5 separate regions of the Homo sapiens genome follow, and all the other regions are linked to region 5. A link is a contact called in ENCODE Hi-C or POLR2A ChIA-PET data. All regions are on one chromosome and are shown on one strand. Each heading gives the region's core, a stretch centred on a gene start or an enhancer-like site at or near the end of the contact. The rest is flanking DNA. Distances are from core to core; before and after follow the strand shown. Region 1 holds the start of CLDN14-AS1 (CLDN14 antisense RNA 1). Region 2 holds the start of SETD4 (SET domain containing 4). Region 3 holds the start of CBR3-AS1 (CBR3 antisense RNA 1). Region 4 holds the start of MORC3 (MORC family CW-type zinc finger 3). Region 5 holds the start of HLCS-AS1 (HLCS antisense RNA 1).

Region 1 (2,700 bases), core at 50-2,549, 540 kb after region 5:
AAATATAAATAAATAAATAAATGGAAAATAGCAGGTTTTGACGGGGATGTGGAGAAATTGGTGGCCTCTTACATTGTTGGTGGGAATGAAAGTGGTGCAGCTGTGGAGGGAAGTGATTTGGCAGTTCCTCAAAATCCTAAACAGAATTGGTTTCTTAGGACTGCCGTAACAAAGCACCACAAACTTAGTGGCTTAGACAAAGAAACATGCTGTCTCCCAGTTCTGCAGGTGGGAAGTCCAAAATCAAGGTCTTGGCAGGCACAATGGATCATGCCTGTAATCCCACCACTTTGGGAGGCCAAGGCAGGCAGATCACTTGAGGTCAGGAGTTGGAGACCAGCCTGGCCAACATGGTGAAACCCTGTCTCTACTAAAAATACAAAAAACTACCCAGGTGTGGTGGCAGGTGCCTGTAATCCCAGCTACTCAGAAGGCTGAGGCAGGAGAATTGCTTGAACCTGGAGGGTGGAGGTTGCAGTGAGATGAGATCACACCATTGCACTCCAGCATGGGCAACAGAGCCAGACTCCGTCTTGAGAAACAAAACAAAACAAAACCGATATCAAGGTCTTGGCTGAGTTGGCTCCTTCCACAAGGGAAGGATCTGTTCCAGGCTCTCCCAGCTTTTGGCGTACCTGGCTTGTTGGTGCCACCTTCTCCCTGGGTGTCCACAACATCCTCCCTCCATACATGTCTACGTGTGTCCACATCTCCCTGTTTTAGAAGGACACAAGTCATACTGCTTTAGGGTGTGACATTTTAAGTTGATTACATCTGTAAAGACCCTCCTTATTTCCAAATAACATTACATGCTGAGGTACTGGTGGTTAGGACTTCAAGTATCTTTTTGGGAGTACATAATTCAACCCTTTACAGCATTTGATCCAGCAACACAGTGAAACCCCATCTCTACAAAAAATACAAAAATTAGCCAGGTGTAGTGGCACATGCCTGTAGTCCCAGCTATTTGTGGGGCTGAGGTGGGAGGATTGCTTGAGCCCGGGCTGTCGAGGCTGCAGCGAGCCGAGATGGTACCACTGCACTGGAGCCTGGGCGAAAGAGTGAGACTATGTCTCAAAGAAAAAAAAAAAAAAGTACTCGCCCAGAGAAACCGACTCCCCCGCCGCAGGCTTGTGTTACACTGTGGGCATCTCAACCCAGGCTCCATTTCCCATTCTCTCATTTAGCACAGTATAAAAACCCTACGTTACCTTGGAAAATGAAACTCCAGCTGCACAATTCCCTGCCTCTGAGCAGGGAAGCCTGAGGGCCAGTCTGAAGGCGGAGGCGAAAGCTTCTGAGCCTGTGACTCAGGAGTGCCCAGACGTGGTTTCTGGTCCCACCCAGCTGAGCTCCGTTAGTCACCCCGCAGGGTCACGAGCTTCACGCAGCCTCTAGGCGGCCAGATTGTGTTTCTTCCACCTGCTTTATCAGCCAGGAAACAGGAGCCCCTGACTAATCTGAAGCCCTGGCCTCAGAAGAAAACAACGCTAATGACTCAGAGGCCAGAGCTGAGACCAGACAGACCCGGTGTAGCCACTCGGGCCAGGCTGCTCTGCGAAGCTGCTGTTTCCTCTGCTGCCGAAGCGGTTTCTTCCACCCAGGGCGGTGCGGTGGTTTGGCGACTTAGAGGTTTGGAGGTCCCTTCTTCCTAAGAGTTAACTGTCCTGAAAAAGCCCAAAACAAGAGCGGCATGATCTTAAATCCTGGGGAGAGGACACAGGCTGCCTGGAGGGGCCGAGGGCACACCTAGAGCTGGGGTTTTGTTCTCACTCTGTTGCCCAGGCTGCAGCACAGTGGTGCGATCTCGGCTCACTGCAGCCTCAACCTCGCTGGGCTCAGATGATCCTCCCACCTTAGCCTCCTGAGAAGCTGGGACTACAGGCACGTGCCACCACATCTGGCTAATTTTTTGTAATTTGTAGAGACAGGGTTTCACCATGTTGTCCAGGCTGGTCTTGAACTCCTGGGCTCAAGCAGTCTGCCTGCCCTGGCCCCCCAAAGTGCTGGGATTACAGGCGTGCGCCACCGCGCCTGACCAAAGAGCTGGGTTTTGATTCCACATGTGGAGGAGGTGCCTGCCTAGGGCTGACTGGGAAAAGTGTCTAGGGCTGAGCTCACAAAGTGATGAGCTCCCCGTTGCCAGAGGGCTTCAAGCTGAGGCTGAGTGAGACGAAGCACGATGGAGTGAACGGTATCCCTGTGTTGGAAGGAGGGTGGGTTATGTGAAAAGTGTCCCTTGTGGAAAAGAGGAAAATAGCCCAGCCCTGGGCTCCACTTCCTTGAAAGCGAATTTGGTGTCTGCTCCTTGGACAGATCAACACAAGCACCTACCCTTCCCAGGCCGCCGTCCCTTCTTCACCCAGAAGGGGAGTTCAGGGAAACTGGGCAGACATGGGCAATCCCACTGGGTTGGCTGCTTCTGGCTGTAAAATTCAAATCTCTAAGGCCTCTCCAATAACACAGTCCTAAAATTTCACATCATCAGCAAAGTCATGACTGCCATCTTGAGCTCCAAAACACCCCTCAAATGCGCCTATCCCTCCACCCTGCAAGCCAGCATCTGGCCCAGGTCCGTCCCCGCTGTCTGGACTATTGCAGTCACTGCCTGGCTAGGATTCTGTCCACAGTTCATTGCCCACATGGCATCCAGAGAGCTCTTTCTAAAATGCAGATGAGGAGTCCCCTGTGTGCTGTGAA
Region 2 (2,762 bases), core at 184-2,683, 910 kb after region 5:
TAAATAGGATTTGTGCTCCGTATGCTGAGCGCCGGTCCACTGGGCCCACTTTTCTTTCTCTATACTTTGCCTCTGTGTCTCTTTTTTTTCTCAGTCTCTCATCCCACCCGATGAGAAACACCCACAGGTGTGGAGCGGCAGGCCACCCCTTCACTATTTACATAGTATTTACATTGTATTAGATGTTATAAGTAATCTAGAGATGATTTAAAGTATATGGGAGGATGTGCATAGGTTATATGCAAATATTACACCATTGTGAAAGTTGCAGAATCAAAATGGAGTCACTTGTGTCAAAACCCTGATAAATGCAGCTGGGGAAGGCCTTGAAGGAAGGGTTCTCATGCACTACGCCTCATAACAAGAATTGTCACAAAAGACCCTAACCTTGCAGAAAGGCCCAATCTTAAACACAGAAAATCCTTCTGCAAGGACATCTGTCCAGCAACTTTGGACTGATGCTACCTTTGTTATTCATTCTTTTAGCCAAAGATAATTGATTTAAAGCAATTCATATAATCTTCATTTTCCTTTTAAAAACATCTCCTTGCCTCAACCTCCCCCAAAACGCACACAGTTTACTATGGCATGCATATTCCCATTGCAATGCTACTCCCAGATAAATCTCATTTTCTTTTAGGGAGCCTCTTTTGTTACTTAGGTTTACACCATTGTATACAAGGGACTTGAGCATTCTAATTCTGGTATCCGCAGGGTCCTGGAACCATTCCCCCACGGACACTAAGGGACAACTGTACTTGTTTTTCATGACAGAAAACATGTTTAGGAGTACTAATTTTTTTTCCCCCATAGAAGATTTCCATAGAAGGGTTTTGGAGAGAGACACCACAGGAACATGCTATCAGCATGATTTCTTCCTGATGTTATCCTTGACCACCCGGTAAGGTACTGTTTGCCAGGTTTCTCCACTGTAGTCCCCAACACCATTCCAGGCTGTACTCTTTGGAATCAAGTTACTAGGCATAGCCCATAATCAAAGTGGGGGTGGGTGGGGCAGAAATCGAGCTCCCGCTATTGGAAGAAGGGGTATTTAGATATATTATTTAGAATTTTCCTGTGAGGCGGGTCCTGGGGCCAGAATGAAACGGTGGAATGGGGGCGGGGATTGGCGAGCAAAGTGACTCGACCCGGCAAACCCAGCCTGGCAGGAAAGCCCGAGGTCTGGGCGAACAGGGCCGCGCGCCCTAGGTGGTTTAACTTCGTAAGGAAAGACTCCGCAGGCCGGCTTTTCAGTGCGCAGCTTGCTCGCCTGCGGGTTACTGGGTTTTCTGACCCCTGACTCGACGTAGGGGTTATGGGGCTGTGGGTGTGCCGACCTCGTCCCCGACTGTACTGGGCGTTGGCGGCGAGTCCGCGAACACTGCGCATGCGCGAGCCGGAAGCTGCCGCCCGCGGCGGAAGGGGCGGACCCGGGAGACTGAGGACTTGGATTGCTTAAGGACACCAGGCAGGCGCGACAGCCTTCAGCCTCTCCCTCTGCAGTTTTGGCCGGTTCCTTTAACTTGCCTTCATCTGGGGCTGTTTGGTATTTCCACGTGCCTTGGGCCCGCCCACTGCAGCCTCCATCTTGGAAGCGGCCGCCGGCGCCTAGGTGAGCTAGTAGGACTTCCGGGTCGGGCCTCCAGTTGCCCGGGTAACGGGAGCAGAGTCGGCGGGGTGCGTTCCTTAGTCTTTCATTCATCAGCGTAAAAAGAACTGAGTTTAGGTCGCAGGTCCCCTCCAGGGCAGGCATTATCGTGTGCGCTGCAGTAACCTCTCATCTTGTGGAGTCCTACACTTAGCGCATGTTGCTCCGGCGCGCTGCGTAAAGCTGAGGAGCCTGAGGCCCGAGGTCCGATGCTCGCCTGGCTGGCCTATGGCTGCGGGAGCGGTGTGTGTCGGACCGTAGGACGGCCTCACGGCTAGAGTTTGAGGACTATGGGGGCGGGGACGGTGCCTGTGTCTGTGGCGGTCACCGGGCTTCACGTGGTCCTCAGCAGGGTGATGGTGGACAGCTCGCGCGAGGGCCCGGGAGTCTTGGGGACACTTCCCGGCGCGGTCTGTGGACTGAGCGCTGGGACCCGCACCGAACCAGCCGCCGTTCGCCTCTGGAGCTGGACATGCCGACTTTCGTTAGGTCAAATAATGAACCTTATACTGCGGAAGTGCGGTATTAATATTGCCTGGAGTTCTTGTCTCTTGCTCATTTCTGCCCTCGTATGTTTTAGAAGTAGATTTATTTTTTATTTTTATTTTTTTAATTTATTTTTTGTGACAGAGTCTCGCTCTGTCGCCCAGGTTGGAGTGCAGTGGCGTGATCTCGTCTAGCTGCAGCTTCCGCCTCCTGAGATCAAGCGATTCTCCTGCCTCAGCCTCCCCAGTAGCTGGTATTACAGGTGCCTGCCACCACGCCCGGCTGATTTTTGTATTTTTAGTAGAGACGGGGTTTCACCATGTTGGCCAGGCTGGTCTTGAACTCCTGACCTCAGCCCGCCTCGGGCTCCCAAAGTGCTGGTTTTACAGGCGTGAGCCACTGTACCCAGCCATTATTTTATTTTTATTTATGTATTTATTTTTTTATTTTTTTGAGACGGAGCCTCGCTCTGTCGCCCAGGCTGGAGTGCAGTAGCGCGATCTCGGCTCACTGCAACCTCCGCCTCCCAGGTTCAAGCGATTCTCCTGCCTCAGCCTCCCAAGTAGCTGGGATTACAGGCGTGTGCCACCACGCCTAGCTATTTTTTGTATTTTTAGTAGATTAAGCT
Region 3 (2,700 bases), core at 130-2,629, 810 kb after region 5:
AAAGTGGCAATTAAATTGTACTGGAAAAAATTTAAGCCACCTAATGGCAGCAGACTTGTGGGGCCGGGGGGACGGTCTTCCCTCGCCTTACCAAAAAAATCCTAGCAAAGTCTTCCCAATTGTGGGGCTGCAGTCGCGAGTGTAAGGCAACACTGCGGGTAACAGTCCCCGCGAGCAGCCGGGAACCCTGCAGGGCGCAGGGGCCAGGCTGGCAGAGCGCGCACTGCGGCCCGGATCCCTTCTCCTGGGGACTGGCTGGAAGACTGGGGTCTTCCCCAACGAGGAAAGCCCTTAGTTCTCACAGGTCTGCGTCCCCAGCCTCCTCCCCAGCCAGGGCACCAGCAAACAAAGGCTGAGCGTCTCTTCGTGGGCCGGCCCCGGGAGGGCGCGCGGGCCGCGACCCACCCCTGGACCTGCACCTGCCGCCCCGCTCGGCGAGGGCGTGGCCGGCATCATATCCTCCGCGCCAGGGTCGGGTAACCCTAGGGGACCCCACCCAGTCTCCCCGCTGCCCTCCCGGTCTCCGGCCCCGAGCTCTCCGCCCCCGCACTGCAGCAGAGCGCGCCGCAGGCCCGGGCCGCGCGCCGGTAAGCCACCTGCACCCCGGGCCGCCCCACGGCGCCGCCCAAGCCCTCTGGACCCGGAGAAGGACCCGCGGGCCGGCGGGGAGGAGATGCCCGGCTCCTCCGGCTTCGCCCAGCGGCTGAGGACTGGACGCCGGACAGGGCGCAGGCACGACTTACCGCGGCAGTGGCCCTGTTGGCGGGCGCGCTCACGTGCGGCGCGGAGGAGCCCTCCGGGCTGGGGGAGAGAGACTGGGCAGGGCTGCGGCGCGGCCGGGAGCCAGAACCGCCGAGGAAGAGCCGGAGAACCAGCGGCAGCGGCTCTTCCCCACCGCGCGGGTCGGGGCGGAGCCTGGAAGCCGGGCCTCGGCGCTTGGGGCGGGGCTGGAAGGCGGGGCTGGACGCCTGGAGGCGGGCTCAGGGGCGGGACCTGGAGGTGGGCCATAGGCGCGCGGGGGCGGGGTTTCCGCGGGCGGGGCGGAACTAGAAGACGGGGCCTGACCGAAGGAGGCGGGATCAAGGGCGGGGCCTGGAAGTGGGCTGTCCCTACAGGGGCGGGGCCTCGGCTGGCCGGGCTAGGCTGGAAGGCGGGGCCTGACTCATGAAGGTGGGATCAAGGGCGGTGCCTGGAGGCGGGCCATAACAACAGGGGCGGGGCCTCGACGGGCTGGGCTGGACTGAAAGGCCAGGCTTGACTCACGGAGTCGGGGTCAGGGGCGGGGCCTGGAGGTGGGCCTTAGACGCGGGGGCGGGGCTTCGGCTTGGGAGCAGGGCTTGGGGAGGGCCCCGGCGTACTGGGGCGGTTCAGTCGCCTCAGCCGCGGTGTGAGGGAGCGGGAGTCTTCCTTAGCTTCTCCGCCATGGGTGTCGCTTCGTAGCCGGGCTGCTCCGGGAAAGGCCTCGTACAGGTGAGCGGGGCGGCGTTCGCGCCTCACCTGGGGACCCCCGACACAACCGAGTGGAAGGGGACATTGGTCAGTGCCCGCCCAAGGTCGTCCGCGCGTGTGTCGGCCCTCGGAGGTGCTTTGGAGTCACTCACAGAAACGGAGAAGCGGGGGCTCCTCGAAGGGTGCGCGGCACCTGGTTCACCCCATCTTTTCCCTCTGGACCACGTCCAAGCCCTCCACACACGTTTGGGGCGCAGGGGGCGCGGCGGGCTTGGGACCCCTGCTAAGTTGCCCCAGCCCGCACGGGCCTCAGGTTTCCGACCCTGGGCGACAGGAGAGGTGAGATCATTTCTACCTGGACAGAGCTTATCACGTGGACTGTGGCTCAGGAAGGAGACCTTGACGTCAACCTTAGAAAGCATTCATATCTCCAGACAATCACCAGCCCCTGCCTGCCATCCTCTCGAGCGCTGGGACCTAGACGGTCCAGTCCGACCGCTTCAGGGTAGGACGCACCTGGAGGGTGCGCGGTAGGCAGTGCTCACCTGAGCACAGGCCCTGTCCCCACCCAGCTGTGGCTCCAGCCAACCCGAAGTGGGCCACTTGTGGATGAAGGCTGTCATTTCTGCAGTGGCCTCGCTCCTTTTAACTCCCGAGCGTCCTTTAGAAATGTTCAGACCAGGTCTGGAGTTCGTGAAGGCGAGGCAGTGGTCAATGAGCTTGGGAGGTGGGGGAGGTCATGAGCACCTGGAAGTTGTTTAGAACACTTTGTGTATATGCATGTTTCTAGGGGAGGGGTATATTATCAGCTTCCAAAGTGGATCTATCACTTCCCTGGAAACACTAAGAATATTTTAATAGCTTGGGATGCTGGACCTGTGGCCCAGCCAGGCTGCTGATTCTGATTTTGTCTCCATTTGGCATATACCAAGTGCCCCAGATGTAAATCCTCTCATGGTCAATTTGAGGAATGGTCTTAAGATAGAAGCAGAGAGAAACGAAAAGATTGAGCCATAGTTAGCAGGAAAAAAAATTAATTTCATGAAAATTGATTTCCTAATGAGAATATGATAAACTGGTTTTACAAAAGCAGCAAACAAAACCAGCAAAAACCAAAAAACAACAAAAAAAAAACAAGAAGATGGCAAGCAGGTGAGTTTTTTTTTTTTTTAGGTTCTTCAAATCCTAGTCACACTCAACACTGCACTGAACAGAGATGAAAGAACTGCTTTACACTTAACATTGAAAAAA
Region 4 (2,700 bases), core at 161-2,660, 650 kb after region 5:
GATTCACACAAGTGGGGAATAATTAATGTTTACACTCAGTGGTTAAAAAAAAAAAAAAGAAAAAAAGAATAAAATTGTCCTCTATTTTCAAACTACTAAAGCCTAGCTCACTCAATAAGCTAGTTACATAACGAAAGGATGGACCTTTATCCAGAATACGTAAAGAACTCTTACAAATCAATAAAGATCCTCCCAAAAGAAAAACAGAAAATGGTCAAAGGATATGAATAGGCAATTCAAAAAAACAAAACAAAAAACCACAAAGACTAATACATGCGAAGAGCTCAACAACACAAACAGTCAAGGAAACGCAAGTAAAAGCAAATATCATTTCACAAATATCGGACTAGAAAAAATTTAAAGTCCGTCAAAACCAGGTGTTAGAATCTGCCTAAACGAATGAAAGTCCCAGAGCAATGCACCAATTATTCACTACGTGTTTGTACCCCAAGGAGTCACTACCCATTCGAATGTTAAAATTAGTGGCACTAGGGCAGTCATTCTTTGGCAAAAGTCAACAACCTCCAGAAAAGAGGAACATTTCAGCATAACATCAACTGCGCTCACAAGGTAGAAAAGTTTTTTAGGATAATCAGGTGGGGAAGCCACGCCCACATTTCCTGGACGTGAGATTTCAAGTTATCTTGTGTGACCGCTCCCTACGATTTAAGATACAAGAAATGTTCACAGGGTTTCCAAGAACTCGAAACGCCCCAAAACAGACGCAACGCGGGATAAAGAGGAGAGCTCGAGCTCAGCGATCTAGGGTCTGGGCCCCAAGGCTTCCACTGCCAAGGAAGCTGCAGGCACTGACAGGCATCAGGCACACTCATCCTGACTCCACTCGCCCGCAGGCAGGCCCGCAGCCCCGTCCCCCCGCCCCCGGGACGTCGAGGCCGCCGGCGTTTCTGGACGCGGAACCCGCTCCCTCCCACCACGACGCCCAGCGGACAGAAGAGGGTCAGGGGCCCCGCGGCCCCGAGAGCAGACCGATCTCCCGCCGAGGCCTCGCCCGCGGACGACAGCTGCTGGGAGACTAGGAGGGAGCTGGGAGGAGGAGCCGCGACCCTGGCCCGCCCCGAAGCAAAACAGAAACACAATGCAGAGGCGACGGAACGCAGCCCGGCCCGCAGCCGAGCTGTTCCGCCGACGGGAGCGAGATGGCCGCCCCCTCCCCGGGCCCCGCCGCAGCCCCCGCCGCCGCGTCGGCCCCACAAGCCGCCACCGCCCACTGCCGGCCCCCCTTCGCTTGCCCGCCCGCCCTCCTGGGACACGGCCCGCTCCACCCCTCGCGGCTGCTCACCGCGCTGAGGCGTATCCCGCGGGGTGGCTGCGCCGCCATCTTGAGCGAGCTACAAAGCCAGGAACGGCCTCCGCCGCAACCCGACTGGGAGGTGGCGGAACGACTGTGGAGCCCTATGGGTACCGCCCACTTCCGGGGAGGGGCGCACGTCTGGCCCCTCCCACCCACTTCCGCCTCCAGGCAATGCCGAATTGGGAGCTTGGGGAAGATGAATTGCCTGACTGGTTAAAGCAGGGTACAGTGGGAGCTGAGCTTCCAGCGCGGGGCCCTGCGGGCCTAGGGCGCATGCGCGAGGCGCGGCCGGCCCGTACCCGTCTCGACACCCAGCTGGAGCTCGAGACTCGGGGATCTAGAGTTTGAAGCCTGGCGCGAGATGCGGTATACCCGAGACCGGTGAACTCCAGTCACTTGACCTGGTCGGATGTGAATTGCGCAGAAAAAAGCCATTCCATATCCACCAGTGTCCATGTGAAACCTTAACGAAATAAAGACGGAAATTAATGTAGACTGTTTGGATTTGCCCTGAAAACTATCAATCTAACTCATGATTTAAAAAAAAAAAAAAGAGTTCTGGGGCCGGGCGCGGTAGCTCACGCTTGTAATCCCAGCACTTTGGGAGGCCGAGGTGGGCGGGCGGATCACCTGACTTCGGGAGTTCGAGACCAGCCTGACCAACATGGAGAAATCCCATCTCTACTAAAAATACAAAATTAGCCGGGCGTGGTGGTACATGCCTGTAATCCCAGCTACTCGGAAGGCTGAAGCAGGAGAATGCTTGAACCCAGGAGGCGGAGGTTGCAATGAGCCGAGATTGCGCCATTGCACTCCACCCTGGGCAACAAGAGTGAAACTCCGTCTCAAAATAAATAAATAAGAGTCCTAAAGGCATAAGGCCGGTGCAGTGGCTCATGCCTATAATCCCAACACATTGGGAGGTCGAGGTTGGGGGTTCACTTGATAGGGGTTCAAGACCAGCCTGGCCAACATGGTGAAACCCCATCTCTACTAAAAATACAAAAATTAGCTGGGCATATTAGTGGGCGCCTGTAATCCCAGCTACTCGGGGGGCTGAGGCAGGAGAAGTGGGTGAACCCAGGACAAGGAGGTTGCAGTGAGCCCAGATCGCGCCACTGTACTCCAGCCTGGGCGACAGAGTGAGACTGTCTCAAAAAAATTAATTATTTTTAGAAAGAGAAATTGGCTGGGTGCAGTGGCTCATGTCTGTAATCTCAGCACTTTGAGAGGCTACATTGCGAGGGTCTCTTGAACCCAGGAGTTCGAGACGAGCCTGGGCAACACGAGGAGACCTCATCTTTACAAAAAAAAAATTGAATTAGCTGGCAGGGCGTGGTGGCTCACACCTGTAATCCCAGCACCTTGGGAGGCTAAGGCGGGCA
Region 5 (2,700 bases), core at 67-2,566:
GCACTCCAGCCTGGGTGACAGAGAGAGACTGTCTCAAAAACAAACAAACAAAAACTATCCTTAGATTAAGACATGGACGTGGTGTACATGATTGCTTTTGCTGCATCTTGCCACCTATTTTCAGCGAGGGCCAGAATAGGAAGCCACTGGATGGAATTCTTTGCTGTGCTTCGCAGCTGTTCAGAACACGTTCTTTACATAATGCCTTTTAAAGAAATGAGGTTCTATGGGAGAAGCCTCTGTGTCAGGACTAATTATGCTTCCCTTGGAGACAAGAACACCAAATCATGGTGATGTTTTCCTTTTCCCACTGGTGTTAGGATGCTTACAGTCAAACTGTTGACCCACATGTAGCAAGAACACCATAGGGAGCCTTCCTGGCACAGCCTTTTTAGAGGCAGCCTTCTTGGTGCTTATCTGTCTTCAATTTCTGTTTCCTGTCCTTATTTAAAAAAACATTATTGCATCCCGTGAATGTATGTGATTGACCTTAAAATCTTTTGCATGAAGGCTTAGTATAATTTAATAAAAACGGCCTTATCTTATTTTCCCAAGTCGACTGGGTAGCGGCTGTGGAGCGCTCTGGGACTCCCGGTGTGCTGCTGGTTAGTAAAGGTTGGCCTTGGCAGCTATGAACATAGGCAGAGCCCCCTCCTCAATCCGCCTCCCACCCCTCCAAGGAAGGGAGGCCGGACTTGGCTTAAACAGGTCGGGCAGCCACTGGAGCCTCCCCTCCCCCGCATCCACAACATACCCATCCCACTCCTCAGCCCTGGCGCGGCCCCGCACCCCGGCCTCCACTCCCTCGAGCCCCCTCTCCGGGTGCAGCCCCGGCGTCCCCTGACCCCGGTGCACACCCCCCGCCCCAGCGCTGCCCCTCGCCGCCGCCACCAGCCCTGGGCGCGGCCTCCGGAGCTCCCCATCACACAGCCGGGCGCGGCCTCACCCCCCCCCGCCCCTCCCGCCGCAGCCTCCAGTTGCCCGCGTCACCTTCCGGGTCCCCGCCTCCCCCGCCGTCCCCACCCCCGCGCCGCCTGGCCCGGGGGGGCGGCGCGGCCCTTCCGGCCGGGGCGGGGCCGGGCCTGGGGCGCTGGGGCGGGCGGGCAAGGCGGGCTCGCCCTGCCGGCGGCGCGGCCATGCTCATCACGCTGTGCTACCTGTACCTGTGGGCGCGCTGGGGTCGCCGGCCGGCTGAGCTCGTGCGCGCCACGGTGCGGCGGCTGCGTGCCTCGCGCTGTTCCTTCACCTTCTGCGGCGCGGCCGCGCAGCCCCCGGGCGCCCGCGTGTGCCTGAGCCGTGGCGGCCGCGTCTTCTGCGTCAGCGACAGCCAGGTGGGCGGGTCGGGCGGGCGGGCGACCCGGGCCCCGCGAGCCGGAAGTGCCCCCGTCCCTGCGCCTCGTCCCCGCCGGGAGCCCGGGAGTTCGGGAGCCCCGGAGTGGCGCCCTCAGTGCGGCCTGTGCGGCCCGGGAGGGGCTGTTGCCCCGGGGCCCAGAGAGAGGCCGGAGGTGCGGGACTCGGACCACGGACCCGGTCGCCTCTTCCCGGCCAGCCGGGCGGTGCTGGACGCGTGACTCTAGGCGCGCACCTGTGAGGACGTGAGCTGTGGATTGACAGCCGGACGCCAGCAGTGCCCACCTGGGGTCGCCCCCAACCTCCTCTCCCACACTTCGAGCCGGCGTTTGGGTGACCGTGAACCAGGAGAGACAGCTGTGGCGGGCCGGGAGCGGTGGCTTATGCCTGTAATCCCTGCACTCTGGGAGGCCTAGGAGGAAGGACAGCTTTGAGCCCAGGAGATGGAGACCAGCCTGGGCAACATAGCTAGACCCCTCTCTACAAAAAACAAAACAAAAAAAACACTTAGGTCGGCGTGGTGGCACGCGCCTGTAGTCCCAGCTACTCTGGAGGGTGAGGCGGGAGGGTCACTTGATCCCGGGAGGTTCACTTGAGCCCCGGAGTTTGAAGCTACAGTGAGCTATGATTGAGCCATTGCACTCCAGTCTGGGTGACAAAGCAAGACCCTGTCTTAAGAAAAAAAAAAAAAAATCCCAAACAAAAAACTCCCACCTGTGTCATCAGCTTTTTGTCAGATGTCCCCAAATTTACAAAAACTGCCCTTTTCCCTCTCCATCTTCTGTCAGTTGGTTGCATCATTCACCAACTTGGGCACCCGACTGATGGTCTTTGCGTCTTTTAAATTTCAGTTGACAGTCAGCCTTTGTTTTTTTTGACCCAGTGCTTAGGATGGTGGTTACGTGTTCAGCCCACTCTGTCACCTACCTTGTGACTTGGGCCAGTCAATTAATCTCTGTAAAAAGTCTGCTGCCTTGCTGTAAAGGGAACAATAGATCTTTCCATTCAGCTGTTTTTGGAAATGGGCTTAGCTTCACAGTGCAGTACTGCACAAAATTTCATGGACATCGGTAGCATTGTTCTCATTAATATTTAAACGTGTTTTGCTTTTAATCTGTTTCTTGTCCCTTTCCTCTGTTTTCTGGAATATTGCCTCACTTTTAGCACTAAAATGACGTTTTCTGCATATGTCACACCGTAAAGCCCCTGTGGGGAATTGAATCTTATCTCAGGTTTGAACATTGCCTGGAGGCTGTGCTTAGATATGGGTTGAAATTGTGCCACTAGCAAATAAAAAATACTCTTTCTTGTTAGTACCATATATGTATTATGTCACACTGAATATGAATG

What was found. A loop is a pair of places that touch in the nucleus more often than their neighbours do. ChIA-PET counts read pairs that join two places held with the same protein, here RNA polymerase II (POLR2A). Pooled maps may share reads with other maps.
Region 1: a loop to region 5 is called in a pooled map, with 4 times the contacts of the local background. The contact joins the promoter of CLDN14-AS1 here to the promoter of HLCS-AS1 in region 5. A Hi-C loop is called at or near these places in 5 of 50 pooled maps. POLR2A ChIA-PET finds 5 or more read pairs at or near these places in 2 of 52 experiments (Panc1 and activated T-cell).
Region 2: a map of CD8-positive, alpha-beta T cell shows a loop between it and region 5 (8-fold over the local background). The contact joins the promoter of SETD4 here to the promoter of HLCS-AS1 in region 5. A Hi-C loop is called at or near these places in 2 of 168 maps with a recorded cell type or tissue (CD4-positive, alpha-beta T cell and CD8-positive, alpha-beta T cell) and 6 of 50 pooled maps. POLR2A ChIA-PET finds 5 or more read pairs at or near these places in 2 of 52 experiments (MCF 10A and activated naive CD8-positive, alpha-beta T cell).
Region 3: a pooled map shows a loop between it and region 5 (9-fold over the local background). The contact joins the promoter of CBR3-AS1 here to the promoter of HLCS-AS1 in region 5. A Hi-C loop is called at or near these places in 3 of 37 single-sample maps with no recorded cell type and 11 of 50 pooled maps. POLR2A ChIA-PET finds 5 or more read pairs at or near these places in 2 of 52 experiments (OCI-LY7 and PC-3).
Region 4: a loop to region 5 is called in a pooled map, with 26 times the contacts of the local background. The contact joins the promoter of MORC3 here to the promoter of HLCS-AS1 in region 5. A Hi-C loop is called at or near these places in 10 of 50 pooled maps. POLR2A ChIA-PET finds 5 or more read pairs at or near these places in 3 of 52 experiments (Caco-2, PC-9 and naive thymus-derived CD4-positive, alpha-beta T cell).

What each region holds. Positions count from the first base shown.
Region 1 is chr21:36,428,924-36,431,623 of GRCh38, reverse strand. It overlaps CLDN14-AS1 (CLDN14 antisense RNA 1), which reads right to left and starts at 1,299. Exons shown (of 3, transcript NR_183530.1): 1 at 1,212-1,299. RefSeq lists enhancers at 1,239-1,298, 585-1,460.
Region 2 is chr21:36,059,197-36,061,958 of GRCh38, reverse strand. It overlaps SETD4 (SET domain containing 4), which reads left to right and starts at 1,433. Exons shown (of 12, transcript NM_017438.5): 1 at 1,433-1,612. It overlaps SETD4-AS1 (SETD4 antisense RNA 1), which reads right to left and starts at 1,355. Exons shown (of 3, transcript NR_186380.1): 1 at 1,338-1,355. RefSeq lists enhancers at 1,431-1,480, 1,511-1,660.
Region 3 is chr21:36,154,987-36,157,686 of GRCh38, reverse strand. It overlaps CBR3-AS1 (CBR3 antisense RNA 1), which reads left to right and starts at 1,379. Exons shown (of 3, transcript NR_038893.1): 1 at 1,379-1,470. DOP1B (DOP1 leucine zipper like protein B) reads right to left here and starts at 863. Exons shown (of 37, transcript NM_001320714.2): 1 at 744-863. RefSeq lists silencers at 369-668, 699-1,248 and enhancers at 1,429-1,488, 1,569-1,618, 1,003-1,669, 1,670-2,337.
Region 4 is chr21:36,318,907-36,321,606 of GRCh38, reverse strand. It overlaps MORC3 (MORC family CW-type zinc finger 3), which reads right to left and starts at 1,410. Exons shown (of 17, transcript NM_015358.3): 1 at 1,304-1,410. The coding sequence starts at 1,342. RefSeq lists a silencer at 827-1,286.
Region 5 is chr21:36,965,075-36,967,774 of GRCh38, reverse strand. It overlaps HLCS-AS1 (HLCS antisense RNA 1), which reads right to left and starts at 1,316. Exons shown (of 4, transcript NR_186434.1): 1 at 1,164-1,316. It overlaps HLCS (holocarboxylase synthetase), which reads left to right and starts at 1,106. Exons shown (of 11, transcript NM_001352514.2): 1 at 1,106-1,331. The coding sequence starts at 1,137. RefSeq lists silencers at 724-1,193, 1,264-1,593, 1,314-1,644 and an enhancer at 1,704-1,753.